Regions from separate parts of the Homo sapiens genome. Here region 2 is linked to region 1. A link is an interaction called in ENCODE POLR2A ChIA-PET data of the cell type or tissue named here. Cell type or tissue: GM12878. All regions are shown on one strand. Links, peaks and the distances in the headings refer to the core of each region. The heading gives the core; the rest is flanking DNA. Region 1 has its middle 80 kb from the start of SNRK. Region 2 overlaps LOC124909489 (a long non-coding RNA gene).

Evidence for each region. ChIA-PET counts read pairs that join two places held together with the same protein. Peaks named below come from ENCODE experiments on the same cell type or tissue, not always from the same donor. Only the 100,000 strongest peaks of a DNase experiment are listed, where the experiment ranks them.
Region 2: POLR2A ChIA-PET joins it to region 1 with 5 read pairs; 1 of 35 experiments calls an interaction of 5 or more read pairs at or near these places.

Annotation. Positions count from the first base shown.
Region 1 is chr3:43,202,614-43,210,958 of GRCh38, forward strand. No RefSeq gene overlaps it. Among named protein-coding and RNA genes, the nearest start is that of SNRK, 80 kb to the right of the region's middle. In GM12878, for the core only: no CTCF peak of the experiment used is centred there; a DNase peak (open chromatin) is centred at 5,168.
Region 2 is chr3:44,030,197-44,038,541 of GRCh38, forward strand. The region is part of intron 2 of LOC124909489 (a long non-coding RNA gene); the gene reads left to right. Among named protein-coding and RNA genes, the nearest start is that of MIR138-1, 80 kb to the right of the region's middle. In GM12878, for the core only: no CTCF peak of the experiment used is centred there; no DNase peak of the experiment used is centred there.

The DNA of each region.
Region 1 (8,345 bases), core at 3,922-6,421:
CTCAGAATTCCAGTGTACAAGCCGGGCATGGTGGGTCATGCCTGTAATCCCAGCACTTTGGGAGGCTGAGGTGGTTGGATCACTTGAGGCAGGAGTTTGAGACCTGCCTGGGCAACACGGTGAAACCCTATCTCTACTAAAAAATACAAAAATTGGCCAGGTGTGGTGGCACATGCCTGTAATCCCAGCTACTTGGGAAGCTGAGGTGCAAGAATTGCTTGAACTCAGGAGGTGGAGGTTGTAGTGAGCCAAGATCATGCCACTGCACTCCAGCCTGGGCGACAGAGCAAGATTCTGTCTGGAAAAAAAAAAAAAAAAAAAAAAAAAGAATTCCAGTGTACCAAGAGGCTCAGTCCAGCCCTCATTTACAGAGGAGGATGGGTGGGTGGGTGGATGCTTGGGTGGATGAATAGATGAGGTAGCTGCTTAGTTTTGGATATTCAAGAGGTATTGTCTGCACCCAACCCCTTAAACAGGCAAACAAGAAAAAGCATCAGTGTGGGTTTTTACTGTCTTGAATCATTCTCTCTGACATGTATTTCTTGTCCCTGACACAGCTACCCCCTCCGATCCCCCACCCTTCTGGTTTGTTATCAGCTCCATGCTGTCTCTTTGCATTAAAGTGACAAGAAGCAGCACAAAGCTGACGACAGGAGGCCAGAGCTGTAATTTGCACTGACATTCACTGGCGTTATCCACTTATTGCCTGGTAAGCCAAATAGGAGATTTGTCTGATTTTGATCCCAGGAAGAGAAATGACAACCCTGCTCCACTCTTGCCATTCTAAACAAGGCACCAAGCTGGTCCTCAGGTCTGAGTTCTGGCTGGCAGTGACCCCTCGCAAAATGTGGGTCTTCGCTATCATTCCTCCTTTCCTCCTCTGGCTGAAATTTCCTTTCAGGCCTGACATCCGGCAAACACTGAACTAGAGATTTTGGTTGCTGAAGAGTGAGTACTACTGTCATTTTCTCAGCTAGGGGTGGTACGGTTCACAGGTCACCATGAGGCCTCAAAAAACTATTTGGGGAAAGAGTCCTGACTTCCCCTTGGAAGTCAAACCCCAGCTGAAAAATACCTCAACAATTCTCTTTCTGCCTCCCAGACCCTGCCCAAGCTGTAAGAGAAACAAGGCTGAACAAGAGGCTCAAGAGAAGTGGCATGAAGGGAGTTAGCCTGCGAGCAGGGCTTGCTACATAATTGGCAAGGCCCAGTACAAAATAAAAAAGTAGGACCCTTGCTCAAAAAAGGGGGGGAAAGTGTTGTTAAAAGCACTAAAATGTAAAGCTTTTGTCTTTCTTCTGTGATCTCTCTCTGATGTCATGACATTTTTAAAAATCTGTTATGTAATGTTGTTCTTAGTATAAATAAATTATTTGCATGAATTCTACCATTAGTTTATATTATGCAATGCCAGTTTTAAATGCATGTATAAGAGTATGTAACTCAGATACACCAAAATGGCACAATCTGTTTTTTTTTTTTTTTTTTTTGAGACGGAGTCTCACTCTGTTGCCCAGGCTGGAGTGCAGTGGTGCAATTGGCTCACTGCAACCTCCACCTCCTGGGTTCAAGCAATTCTCCTGCCTCAGCCTCCTGAGTAGCTGGGATTACAGGTGCGCGCCACCACGCCCAGCTAATTTTTGTATTTTTAGTAGAGACGGGGTTTCACCATGTTGGCCAGGATGGTCTTGATCTCTTGACTTCATGATCTCCCCACCTCGGCCTCCCAAAGTGCTGGGATTACAGATGTAAGCCACCACTCTAGGCCCACAATTTGTATCTTACAGCTCATATTTGCTTACATGTCTCCTTCCTACAAGGACAATGGAAATGCTGCATAAAACTAACTGTTCTTATTTCCTTTCCTGATACATGTACATTCTACCAACTCTCTCCACCTTTATCTTACCGGTGAGTAAGGAAAGACTGAAAGGAAAAGGAACTGTGTTTGCCCTATTTTTTCCCTTTTCTTCTGCCATCATTTTCAGTGTAAGTGGCTGGTTAATACAGGGAAGTAACATAAATAAGAACATGATAGGGCTCCATGGCTGTTCTTAGAACCCCACTGTCCTCTTTCTGCATTCAAGGCAAGTTCTGGTTGGATGGAAAGCATGGCCTCTCTGGGTTACCCGCAGCTGTCAGTTATAGGGTAACATGGTTCCCTTGTACTCATTTTGAGTTTCACTGAACTCCCTTGCATTGTGGATCCCCTGGAATTCTGTGCTCATGTGGCATCATCAAAAATGCTATACACAAATAAAGCTTGCACATCTCTGTTCATGTGCATGCTTTATTGTCTTATTGACTTCACTTGTAAAACATAAGTTCAAAGATAAAATTATTAAGAATTTCAAGATGATGACAGCAAAGCAGTAAGCCAAATATGGAGCCCTTCTGAGCCAGGGCCCTGTGTTCATGAATTAGGCCCCGTCTGGGTGGTAGAATATGAGAGCTAATACTTAAGTAGCGTCTACAATAACCAAGCACTAGTTTAAGTACTTTGTATGTATTATTCATTGAATCTTCCTGACAACCCAATACAGCAGGTAAGTTACTACCCCATTTTTCAGATATGAAACTTGAGGTACTGGGAGATTAAATGTCTTGCCCGGGGTCACAGAACACGCCACTGGCAGGGCCAAGACACAGACCCAAGTAGTCTGGCCCCAAAGGCCATGGCCCTAACCACTATGCTAAACTGCTTCTCAGGGGAAATCGAAGAAAGACTTGGCGGGGAGAGGGTGTCACACATTTCTCTTTCCCCTTGTGCCTGTGGTTAGGTCTACACATCAGAGCCTGGGATGCCTTTTCCTCATCATGGGGATCAATAACTTTACTTCTTTAAAGTGGTGACTTTGCTCAAGCCTAGGTCAAGGGGCTTAGAGACACCTTAAACGTCAATGATGAAGGGCCGGGAGTGGTGGCTCACACCAGTAATCCCAGCACTTTGGGAGGCTGAGGAGTTCAAGACCAGCCTGAGCAACATGGTGAAACCCCGTTTCTCCGTTTCTACAAAAAATAAAAATAAAAATAAAAAGAATTTAGCCAGGCATGGTGGTGGGTGCCTGTAGTTCCAGCTACTCAGGAGGCTGAGGTGGGAGAATTGCTTGAGCCCAGGAGGCAGAGGTTGCAGTGAGCCAAGATTGTGCCACTGCACTCCAGCCTGGGCAACAGAGTGACAGCCTGTCTCAAAAAAATAATAATAATAAAGACAATGATGAGGGATGAATCTCATACTAGGAGGCCTTGGAGTTGGTTGGGTCCAAATTAGATGAGGGAGGGAAGGCAGGGGTCCAATGAAGCCTCTTCCTCCCATGTTTCTCTGTCAGCACAACTCAAAAGCATTCCCCACCCACTGGCCTGCAGAGGCATTGCCCATCACCTTCACGGGGTCAAAAGAAAAGACTTCTTCATCCTGGACACTGGCCTGCCTACGTCAGCAGGGAGAAAGGATGATGGGGGCGGAGGGAAGTGAAGGTTCTGTATTGGCACTTGTGCAGGCAGGAGACAGAAAGGGAGGCAGGGAGGAAGGAGGGCCACGGAAGGGATTGGAGGGCTTGGAGAGGGCACAGAGGAGGAGACTACGACAGCAGATAAGCACTTGATGCAAGGCTCCCAGGAAAGGAATGGATCCACGCATTTTACATCGACCCTGAACAGTTTATTATCCATCACCAAACAATCCAGTCCTATTCAGTCACGTTTATGATGGACTCACTGGCAGTGCACGCCCTCTGATTAGCCATGCAAACATGGGTAATGTTAAATAGGAGCTGTGTCTTCCTCAGCATGAAGGTTATGGGCAGACACCCCCGTCTCACCTACCAGAAAGACTTCTGTGCCATGGTGGATCAAAACAACAGTTTAAAGGGGTTTTGTTGTTCCTCATAAATATCCCCCCCTACACACATACAACTGAGACAGAAGACTGAAATATCTCATCATTTAGGATTTAAGAACAAAAAATATGACATGAGTCGGTAGTGACTACTCCAGATTGGATGCCTGGACACGAGGAAAGGACGGCCATGAAGGCAGGCAATGGCTTCAGGCCGTTGTTTTTATCATTCCGATAGCAGCAATTGCAGCTTCTCCCCATGGTTGTTTTTCCTTTTCCCAGAGCACAGAAGGCTTTTTCTGCTTTTCTCCAGCTTCCGTGGTACAGTGCCTTTAGGGGAGCTTTATTGATCAGCAACAGCAGGGGGCAGAGCTCCTTCTCCTCGCCCGCCTTTTTTGGGTCGTAATGCTCTACTTCTCTCTGGACAAATCATTTGGAAACCAACAGGCGTGTACTTGATGCATGACGCAAATGTCATATGGTGTTGCTAATGTCACACCGTTGACAAAAGAAGAAAAGGAAAAGGATCCCAGCAGATGGATGGGTTTTACATTTCATATAACACACTGTTGATTCCTGACAGCCCAGAGCAAACAGCAGCCGCATCGTTGTGAAAAGATGCAAAGTTTTATGTCATCTCCAGCAAGAATTGCCCCAATGGCTGTTTTGGGGCCCTTAATCCTCTTCTCAGAGAATTTTCTTTATGATGGTTCTTTTTTTCTCTCAAAAATATTGCTGGTCCCAGTGCATGGGGACAAAAACATGGCTACTCCCTTGGGTCCTTTGCTACAAAGTGGGTTTTGTGGCCCAGATAAAGCTCTGGAGACATGATTGGCTAAAGAGCAGTGGAAAATAAGGCGTTCCCCAAATGTCACATTTGGCCACTTTGAGGGAAGGAGGCTCACGGGCGTAAGAGTATCCAAAACCACATAATATGGTCTCTTACCTGTCTTTTTATTGACAGACAAAGGAGATCCCAAACTGCCAGCCAACCCTGAACCAAGAGGGGAAGTTCAGTCAAAACTTAGACATTTTTCTTCCTTGGGTCATAGTTTCCTGATAATAAAATATTTTAAGTCTCCAGTAAAAATTCGTATACTATAATGATACAATTTATGTTGGAGATAGAGAACCTACTTTAGTCCTGGATCTCAGAGTTCCAGATTTCTTCTGGCTTTAACACAGAAGGGCTGAGGTGTTGAATGCAAAACAGTTGGAGGTTGACCCCTGGCTGGCTGATCCCAACTCTGAGTTAATCATTGCCTGCCACCAATCAGGTAGGAAATATCACTTTACTGTATGGCCACCGAGAACCATTACTTTCAAATTGTTGTGGGTTGCCACGGAAACAAGGACATCTTAATGTTAAGAATAATTTACTCTGTAATGAAAATGGTCTATCTCTAAAGGAAAGTTAACTTGGAAACCTTTTGAGTCATCCCCAGTTGCTGTCCCCTCCCCACCCCCACCCTACTTTCTTCTGCTTGCCTAGAGGCCTTAATTTTGATGATCTATGAGGTGTCAGCCAGAAGGTCTTGTGCTCTGCCGCAAAGCACTATAAAAAGGCAGATGTATGACTGTGTCATCCACAAATACCCTAGAAAGTTAAGTGTTAAACCAGTGTTAATAATACATGTTTTCCTCTGAAGTAGGTTATAGAAGGATCACTGGGGCCCCTTAAAATATTACAAACCAATAAAATCTCAGGGAGCTCAGGGACACCTAACCCTGCCATCACCCTTTTAGTACTGTCAGAAAAGTTATTAAATGCCATTCCATCTTGTCTTCCTAAAACCCCTGGATGGAGACAGGGAAACAGCCCCTCCAAACAACTGAACTCGGTCTCTACAAATCGGAAGTCTTGGGACCAGAAAGACCCAGGGAATGCAGAAATTACTCTTTAAAATGTTTGAGGTGGTGGATATGCTAATTACTGTGATGTGATCATTATATGGTGTGTACCTGCATTGAAATACCATTCTGTATCCCATAAATGTGTAAAATTATTGGGTGTCAACTAAAAATAAAATGAAAAAAGTTGAATTGAATTTAAACAAATGTTTAAAGTCTTCCCAGGAAACATAGTGACGGGCCATTGCCATTGACTCAGTGTCCCGCCCCCACCATTTTGCTACCAAGCTCCCTGATCTGAATAAGAGGAAGCAAAAAAAACACTCTGATCCAGGTCCTGCCTGGCCTCCCATCAAAGAGCCCTCCCTCCATCTCTCAATCATCCCCATTGACTTCTGGTCCTTGCAGGGAGGTTTCTTAAGGCTCTCCCACCCCTTCGAGGGGAGCCTGTAAGAAGGGCTGCTGGCTTGTGTGCATAAGAATTTGAAGCTTACTTGACAGCCATCCATGGCTGTGCTGTCTTTGCTGAAGAAAATTCCATTTTGAAACTCTATAGAATTGTCCTGGTAGATATATAAAGTCCTGATTGTTCCTTGTCTTCTATTGCTTCTCACCCAATAGTAAGATTGGTTGTTGTTGTTTTCCATTGGAAGGTCCTTCCTCTTGCAGGAAAAAGAGTCAGCATGATTGGAAATATGAGCCATGGTCAAGAAATCCAAATGCACCCATTTTGGCCAGGTGCGGTAGCTCACACCTGTAATCCCAGCACTTGGAAAGTCCAAGGCAGGTGGAGATCACTTGAGGCCAGGAGTTCAAGACCAGCCTGGCCAACATGGTGAACCCCCATCTCTACTAAAAATACAAAAATTAGCTGGGCGTGGTGGTGGGCACCTGTAATCCCAGCAACTCGGGAGGCTGAAGCAGGAGAATCGCTTGAACCCGGGAGCGGGAAATGGAGGCGGCAGTGAGCTAAGATTGCACCACCGCACTCCGGCCTGGGCAACAAAATGAAACTTCATCTCAAACACACACACACGCACACACACACACACGCACACACACATCCAAATGCCCCCATTTCAATCAAGCTAGGTTCCGAGAAGCAGACCCTGAGAGAAGATTCTGGTGCAGGTGACTCACTAGGACGTATTCTCAAGGAAATCCTAAGTAGAGTGGGGAAAGGGGACTGAGAAGGGTAGGAAAACAAACAAAGGTTATGATGCCAAGCTGAGTCCCCTGAAGGATGATGTTGGCACAATCTCTCAGAGGGCACACCCAAGTGTCCCCATCAGGGATGAGGGAGAATTTCTGTCCCTGCATCCCCCAGCCATTGGTTCAGGTCTGCATCCCATGGTGCATGCAGGCAAAGGGGTTCTGGTAGCTGCTGGCCATCCTCCAACAAAGAAAGGCAGGTGCAGCTGGGGAGGAGGCACAGGGGAGCTGATGTGCCCAGAAGGGGCGAAAGGATCTGAGGATATAGGGACATGGGGCTGACAGCATCCTGCCTCACACTCCACCCACAAGAATATAAAGGAAAGAAGGAACCCAGAGTTTTCTTCCAGGTCCATCTATTTGTTCATCACTCATCCATTGATTTAAGCAAACATATACTCAGCACTGGTCATGTTCCAGTTATTGTGCTAAATACTGAGGGTTTCTAAAAAAAAAAACATGGTCAAGTGTGGGGAAGCCAGTACTAATCTTATACTTGAGAGGCTAGCACTCCAAAAAGGTGGGGTGGGGAATATGTACCCAAATGTCTATCACCCAGGTCAGGTTTGGACTTAAATATTTCTAACTTCTGTCTAGGTCTCTTCCATGAAGGGCCAAGCCTTCGATCTCAGAAAAAAAACCAAAACTCTCTGTACAATTATGTAATCCAAAGGTTCTAAGGCTATGCTGCCAAATGTTAATAAAGCACCTAGAGATCCCTGGATGAAAAGCACAACATGAGTGCAAGGTATTATTAGTAATCAAAGTGGTATTTAGTAATACCAAAATAAATAAGTTGACCCAGAAGTTTTGCTCCGCATTCAAGGGAGCGTTCTGGGTATCCTAGGCCCTTTATCTAAGAATCAAATGCTCCCACAGCTATAACACATTCCTGCCCTGGTTTGTCTTATGAACTGAGCATTTTGCTGGCATCACACTTTGGTAAGTACCCTGCTGATTCCAAGGGCAGCATTTCAGCAGCAGCCCTGGCAGGCGGGTTACTTAAGGTCACGTCCATCTATTGCCCATGACCCACATGCCAGGACCAGGAGAGAGTGAGAAGGGGCTGGAGTGAGTGGAGACTAATAGCAAAACATTCTCATTTGTAGGGTAAAACAGGTTAGGAAAAGTGCAGGTAGTCTTCCTGTTCCTCCTAGGGCCACAGACTGGCAGATAGGAGGGTGTGCCCAAGACTACGGCTGCTGGATTAAATAGGGGCCACACAGTTAAATCTGGACTGCAGATAAATAACACATACTCTTTTTTTAGTATGAGTATGTCCCAAACATCTCATGGGACATACTTACAGTGAAACTTTTTTTGTTGCTTATCTGAAATTCAAATGTAACTGGGCACCGTGTATTTTTATTTGCTAGCTCTGGCAAGCCTACCCCAAGGACTTCACCACAAGGACTTTTCTCCTTTAATTCCCTGCTCAGGTCAG
Region 2 (8,345 bases), core at 3,349-5,848, 830 kb after region 1:
TTTGAGTCTCTTTAAATCCTATTGATTCAAATAACCCATTACCCATTATTGTAGAGGACTCTGTTGACTACCTTCTCAGGGTGTTTTCTTTAATATCATCTTTAAATCTTGCTTATGATTTTGTTGTTCTCTTACTCATCAGCGTTTCAAGTCAGGTGTCCCCAAAGCAAGGCTTTTATCTTTCTCCTTCTGCGGCGGCACGTCCATCATTGTACAGGGCTGTATGTGTTTCTGCTGACAGCTAGAGGACAAAGCCAGCAACATCTTTTGAGTAAAAATCTGCATGTAGTCTAAAGATCTTTTGTAGATCGGCCTTTATAGTTCGTTTTCTAGGCTTCATAGTTCCAGTTTATTTGTAACTCCATCTTCGTCTTACTTGAGGAAATGTCACTGTGTTTTCAAGCCCACAGGAGAACTAGGTCAAGGGTTTTAGATCTTTTGCTTTGTTTGTTTTTTCTTTTAATCATATTTTCTTGTTTCTAAAAACTTAAAAGTGAAAAGGAGAAGCAAGAATATTGAAAAGTAAAACCGTTAATTGGTCATCAGATTAGAAGTGCAAAATTACCAATAACATAACATATCTGTGTAAATATACAGAACTGGGACTGCCATACATAATTTATTCAAATGCTTTCTTCATTATTCCCTGTTCACTTTCAAAAGAAGGAAGTGAATTGGCCTTGTGCACTGTTGAGAGTCACTTTGCATATGAAATGGTTGACTTTCTCACCCCTTTTCCATTTGATTCTTTGTCCATGTACAGTACCATTCTAAAATCTATCAGTTTCTCTTGGTCATCATTTAAAAATTCATATTGATATCAGTATAATGTGAATGAAATGCTTTACAAATTTGCATTACAATGGGAAGACACAAAGTAGGCTGGCTTAGGTTACCCTATGCAGACTCCATGAGTACCTCTGCTGGCTTGATTCCCAGGGTTGTGGTTTAAATCTGGACCAAGAAGAGTTACCAGATGAGGAGTTTATGGTCAATCAAGAAACACTTCACTGGGAGATGATGGATAAATGGAGAGACAGTGGAGGAGAGTGTCATATGGAGCTCCCAGTGCTGTGATCACCCAGAGATCCAGGGGTTCCTAAATGGAGGTGAGGTACATTGGAGACCACCTGGGAATGAATTTTTAAAAATTTTGAGACAGGGTCCCACTCTCTTACCCAGACTGCAGTGCAGCGGTACAATCATGGCTCACTGCAGCCTCAACCTCCCCAAGCTCAGGCGATCCTCCCACCTCAGCCTCCCAAGTAGCTGAGACTACGAGACAGGGCTTTGCCCCAGGCTGGTCTTGAACTCCTGGGCTCAAGTGAGACTCCTGCTTCAGCCTCCCAAAATGCTGGGATTATAGGCATGAGCCACTGTGTCCAGCCAGGGCTGATTATTATACATTCAGATCCCCAGGCCACCCCTTCACAAACCTGAGGTTCTCATTCAGTAGGTCTGAAGGTGGGCTTGATGTGTTCTGTATTCTAACGACTCTGGTGACTGACGAGCAGCCTGATTTGGTTTCTTAGCTTCGGTTTCCACATCCCTAAAAAGAGGGTAATAACATCTATTTCACAGAGTTGTTGGCAGGAACTGAAAGAATGTGTGGGAAAGGGCCCTGGGAACCGTGAAGTGAGACAGACTAGGACGTGCTGAATTAGTGGGTTTAATTCTCAGCCGCCTCCTAAAGGAGTCTCTACTCTCCACCCCAGACTGAGGCCCAGGCCCTGCCCATGGGTCTCAAGATGCTGAAAAATATTTTGTTCCCAGTAGGATCCCGTTTTCAATCTTCCTCTTCCCACAACAAAATGCGAGGAAAGGCCTTCTAACTCCCTAACTCTGTTCTCGTTCTTAGATCTCAGCACAAAAGGCGCTTCTCCAAGGGAACCTTCTTTGTGTTGTTGTTTAAAGCAGTCCAGTAAGAAAGACAAAGTTCCCTATGGCCAAGAGATTGTCTGTTCTCTCTTGTATCCCCCAAACCCTAGCTGTGCCTGGCGCATAAAAATATGTGCATGATCAATATAGGGAGGAGGGAGGAAGGAAGAAATCAAGGAATCAGGTACTCTAAATAGGACTCAGCTTTGTGCCTTATTTTGTAACTTGTCAATCAACCCAAAATAAGGAGCCAGGGAAGTTCATCCACGTATTCCCACAGCCACCATCTCCCTGAAGCTTTAGCCGTTCTACTGTTGAACTCATTATCTTTTCCCTAGGTCCACTCCTGTGTCCCCATCTCTGTTAACAGCACGGCCAGCCATCAGGCTGTCCAAGTCACAGATCTTGGCATCATCCTTGAGTTTTCCCTCTCCCCTACTGCCTGAGGCCCGTCTATTCTTCTTCTATCACTTCTCTGGTTCCATGCATACACTGTGCAAGTTTGGGTTCAGAACTGCATGGTGATGGGGCCATTTACACCCGGTAATTCAGACAATCACTCTCAGGCCATTCCCACAGGCCTTGCCTGTTCAGCCTTTGTCATCGCATTCCAGGTCTCAGCTTCCCATGGGGTCTCCCTGCCTGCAGCCACAGATGTGATGATCTCTACCTTGCATTCTTCTAACACAGTTCTCAAAGATGGGGTGAAGGTGGAAACCTGGTCCTTGAGAGCTGTAGGTGACCCAGGGACAGGGGCTGTGTAGTTTAATGAGGAGTTTTCAATATTGTCATTTTATATTTAGAAATGGGAAAAGAACACAGGCAAGCTGGTGGGCTTGTGCAGCATAAACCAAAGGACACTACCCCAACTCCCCTAGTGCACGCACATGTGTGTGTATGTGTGTGTGTATGTGTGTTTGTGGTGGGGGTGCATTTCAGAATCTCTCGGGGGAGGGGGTGTGACTTTTTGGGTTACTTTTTTAGTAAGGGAGCATGGATTTAAAATGGCCAAACAGTACTGCATTATTGGCCCTCAGTTGCTCCAGCAAGGGCTTGCCTTTTCTAGGGGAAAGGAAAAGGCATGCTGCACAGCCCACCTCAGCTGCACCCTACATGCAGTGCATTGCCATTGAGCATGCATCTCAGATCTGAAAGCTGAGTCTCCAGTGGGCAGTGAGAAAGAACTGGTGCACCCCCATGTTCCTGGCATGGTTGCCCAGCTCTGTAGCTGGCATTCCTAGCCCAGTCCAGGTGGTCACCCCCACTCAGCCTGCCTTTGCTGCAGAACCTCCCTCCACTCACGTGACCATTCAGCCACTCCAGAGTACTCACCTCTTTTAAAGAGGGTCTTAAGCTGGATTTTGCCAGGGGTGGGAGGCAGGCTGCCAAGGCACGAAATCTGCTGGCCTTCCCCAGTCCACACCTCTGGCCAAGATTCCCAGATCCCCATCAGTATTGTGACTTCTTCCTCTCCAATATCACCAAGACCTGTAATTCTTTATCATAGGATGTTGTAGGTCTCATGGTACAGGTGATTTCTGTTATTCATGCCTGTCTTCCTCACTCAAATCTGATCTCCTTAAGGACAGGAATCTTGGCAAATCCAGCTTTGTGTCTTTAGCACCCAGCACAGTGAGTGGTACACTAAATAAAGACTAGGTGGATTGGTGGGTGGGTGGGTGGGTGGATGGATGGATGGATGGATGGATGGATGGATGGGAAAGGAAGGAAGGAAGGAAAGAAGCATTCCTGGTAATTCATAAGATGAATAATGACAGCATTTGCAGTTTTCATGAAAGACAGGGGCCAGGGATACTTCTCTCCTGAAAAGCTCCTTTTGAATATAAATGTAACCACCACAGCCCAGATTGTAAATTGTGAAAAGATCAAAAGCTTTGAAGCCCACCTTTTGTTGTTGTTGTTGTTGTTGTTGTTGTTTGTTTTTGAGACAGTCTTGCTCTGTTGCCCAGGCTGGAGTGCAGTGGTGCAATCTCAGCTTACTGCAACCTCTGCCTCCCAGGTTCAAGCCATTCTCGTGCCTCAGCTTCCCGAGTAGCTGGGATTACAGGTATGTACCATCATGCCCAGCTAATTTTTGTTTTGTTTTGTTTTGTTTTTGAGATAGAATCTCACTCTGTCTCCCAGGCTAGAGTGCAGTGGTGCAATCTCGGCTCGCTGCAACCTCTGCCTCCCAGGTTCAAACCATTCTCGTGCCTCAGCTTCCCGAGTAGCTGGGATTACAGGTATGTACCATCATGCCCGGCTAATTTTTGTTTTGTTTTGTTTTTGAGATAGAGTCTCACTCTGTCTCCCAGGCTGGAGTGCAGTGGCACAATCTCAGCTCACTGTAGCCTCTGCCTCCTGGGTTCAAGCGATTCTCCCACCTCAGCCTCTCGAGTAGCTGGGATTATAGACGCCCACCATTATGCCCGGCTAATTTTTGTGTTTTCAGTAAAGGCCGAGTTTCACCATGTTGGCCAGGCTGGCCTTGAATGAAGACCTGCACAGTTACTGTCTGTGGGAAATCAGCTCACGTAACTGGACCTTTTCATCAGTGCGCCTTTCCTGTCCTGTCCCTGGAATTGCGAGGTGTCCCCCATGTCTGGTTGTCCTTGCTTTCCCACACTTTTCTTGAGATCGCTGCCCTTCTTCTAGGGGTGTATGAAGTAGGCTCCCCAAGCCCATGGCGGCTCCTGGGTGGGGTCGGATCTCAGCCTGACCTGATGTCTGAGCAACGGTGAGGCCAGCACAATGGACAGACACGATGTGGCTGTGGGCTGTAGGGTGCATCTTGTTTGGTGGGTATAGGAAGCTTTTAGGGTACTGGCTTTCAGCCACTCTGCCTCAATAATTAAATAGTCCCTCCTCCCCCAGTGTCTCATGGTGAGGTTGCAGGGATAAGAGGGAATTCGCTTTTTGGCCTTCTTTAATATTATCCCTTTAAGGAACATTAGACATTATGATAGAAAAACCAAAAATCAAAGATGACATTCTAGTTCAGATCTTTTTTAAAAGAGGGAAGGTATGACTATAAAATCCCACACAGTAAATGTACTCATAGCTACAGGGATTTAATATTCTTTTTATTTGAAGGTAAACTTCAATTTCTCATTATTTAAATTCGGAAATCTTAGGCTGTCGCCAACATTTCAGACAATTTACTGTTTTACAAAATAATGATAATAAGACAACAGTAAGGTGATCCTGAATGATTCTCTAACTTGTATGTTACATAAAAAAAAATTGTTTAGAGGCTGGGCGTGGTGGCTCACACCTGTAATCCCAGCACTTTGGGAGGCTAAAACAGGCTGAGCCCAGGAGTTTGAGACATGCCTGAGCAACATGGAGAAACCCCATCTCTACAAAAAATACAAAAAGACTAGCTGGGTGTAGTAGTGCACACCTGTAGTCCCAGCTACTCAGGAGGTTGAAGTGGGAGTATTGCTTGAGCCCAGGAGGTCAAGCCATGATCACGCCACTGCACTCCAACCTGAGTGACAGAGCAAGATGCTGCCTCAAATAATAATAACAATAGTAATAATAGTTTAGAAACAAGGTTTTTTTTTTTCCATGGAGAAACTTCTCTTGTAAAATTCTAAAATGATTCTGAAGGCTTTTCTCTCTTTCCATCTTGTCTTTCATTTTCCAATCAGATTGCAGAGGCCATTCCTTTTAGGCTTTTAGTCAGCAGTTTCGATATTCTTCAAATCCAGTATCCAGCTTTTGTGTCTTGGGGTTGGAGTCAAAGGCTCTGTTGTGATGTTTTTCTGTTCCACAGCAATCACCATGCCCTTTGGAGAGTGCAGTGCCTTAGTGAATGCCTCATTTCTATAACATCACCACTTTTTACAAGAGCTATGCGGCACACATTCATTTTTTACTATGTGTTTTTCTCTAATTCTAAAAGGAATATATGTTCATTTTAGACAATTTGGAAAATACAGAAAACTGTGAAGGAAAGAGAAGCACCAACCATAGTCATACCCCTTAGGGATATGACTGATAATCCCTTCACCTAATTCCCCTAGTCTTGGTCTGTACAGATATGAGCCATAAATTCGAGGTCAGCCCTACATACAGATTTATATCCTGTTTTCTTCCCACTTTTATTTTGAGCATGTTCTCACATTAAGCATCCTCTCTGAACACAAAATGTTAATAGATAAATAATATTCTACCATGTGGAGCTACCTGATACCTGAATTTATTTAATTGTTCACCTACTGCTGAATGTTTAAGTTGTTTCTGTTTATCACAAGAATGAATAGTGGTTGTTCGTTGTTAGTAAATCCTCATGCATGTCTCTAGCTATGTGCATCTGCTCCTGTAACTTTTTAAATTGAGGTCTATTGTGCGAGCAATAAAACACACAGACCGTTAGTGTACGTACTTACATATGGACACACCTATGTGATATGCCACATCAAAGGCTCCTTTTACATTTCCCTATACATTAATTTTGCATTCGTTTTTGGGTATTCAAATACAAGCAGCTGCTGGGGACTTTTTATGTATGATCTCATTTTATGCTTGTGGGCACCCTCTGATGGAGATATAGCTGTCCCACCTTTCCAGCTGAGAACTTTAAGACTCTCAGCACCTGAACAGGTTGCCCAAGGTCATATAGCAAGTCAGGGTGAAGTCAGAGTTGGATTCGAGTTTTGCCTGCACCCAGAACTTTAATTCTGCATATTTTCTCTTAGATAATTAAAAATAAAAGCTGCCAATATCCTTTGATAGGACAGAAAACCATTGGATTTCATTTTGTTTGTTTTTTCCTTTACGACTACACTTGGGGATCAGTAACTGACCACATACCTTCTCCTGTTTGTAGCTTACATTTAAAATCGGCAGAGAATTGGCATTGCTGCTTTCTGGTTTTGGTCATGCATTTTGCTCAGGGCTGGAAGGCACCGTTGGCTGTCATCGAGTTACAAGCCCTCACCTACCCACTCACACCCCTCCCACAGACTCAGGCTTTCCCCAGTTCTGTTACCAGAGAGGAACACTTCTGAGCACAGAAGCTGATGACAGCCACTTAGCAAGTTGTCTTGGGCTCTGTTGCCAAAGCACAGGGAGAGACAACCTCAGTTAAGGTGCACAATTTAGATTGGAGGCATGGGAGAAACTTCTGGTCCATTTTTCCAGCTTGCCCGATTTACAAAGATGACACTGAGCCCAGTTGTCTGCCTGGGGAGACAGGCCATTAAGAGCAGGCCTGAGACTGAAACCCAAGGATGTCTGCCTCCCAGCATCTCATCGGGTCAGTGGACACACATTTAGGGTAGAGGGTCTGGGCCTGTCAGATGTCACCACTGCCTCTTGAGGACACAACCTGATTAAAGGCAGTCAGGTTGAATGGCATCCCAAGTGCATTCCCACTGATGGGAAATTTAACAAGATGGAAAAAATTGTCTTACCCAGAACTCCTCAGTGTATGTGGTTAGGAGGACTTCTAGGGCAAGGCATTTGGGGTAGGATGCAGTGAGGGCTCGCCAGCCCCTCAAGGAGCAGGCTGGATTAGGTAATCCATGAACTGGCATCCAAGGTGTGTGAGGCCAATTAACCCAAGGGCTCTGGTTCACTGCATGGGTTGTGCAAGTTTGGGGCCAGCGTTGCATGGCGATAGGGCCGTCTGCACCCAGTAATTCAGACAGAGCAGCAGGGTTTGAGGCCTGGTTTAAGTATGAGCAAGTTGCCCTCCTTCTAAACCAGCCCCCTCATTCCAGCTCAGAGCCCGTGTGTGCCCAGGAGGATGTGTTTTCTTCGGGTCCTTTTGTCCTCTCTGGGAAGTAGAGCCAGGTGTTAGGAGGGTGGTCACCGAACCACCTGTGCCTCTCAGCTAGTTCCTGTCTTCTCGGTGGGGCTGATGGGAATGATGATAATACCACCTTGGGGAAGTGGAGAGAATTAAATGTGTTAGTGGCTACAGAGCATGTACAGTGGTGCCCAGCCCAGTAAATGGTAACTATTGGCTTTTATTTTCTTCTCAACTGTTTCTGACCCTTAATTCTTCTACATTCCATTTTTTCCTTGTTTCTCTCTCTGATGCATTTCACACTATTAGACTTCTCTGCCAGTGTTTCTGATAGAAGACTTAAACCGTGATGCTCTGTGAAATTTGTATTATTTTACTTAGAGTTAAGCTTCCTCCCATTTTTTCATGTTTTTCCATAATATTTTGCATTTTTCTGTTGTAGGACTTAAAGCCTTGGTTTAAGAGTTGCAGTCTCTCACTAGACAATGCTCCTGCAAGGCAGGAACTGCTGGATCCCCAGTGCTTAGCCAAGATTCTGGCCTAGAGCGAGTGCTAGCAAATGCTTATTGAGTCAATAATTTTCCTTACAAATAACCCTTAGAAAGACAAGGTCACTGATCGCTGGTGGATGTCCTCAGGTCATCCACGGAGACACTTCTTTGCAGCATTATGTTATCACTGTCAGTGGCCACCCCTTCCTTCTTTCCCC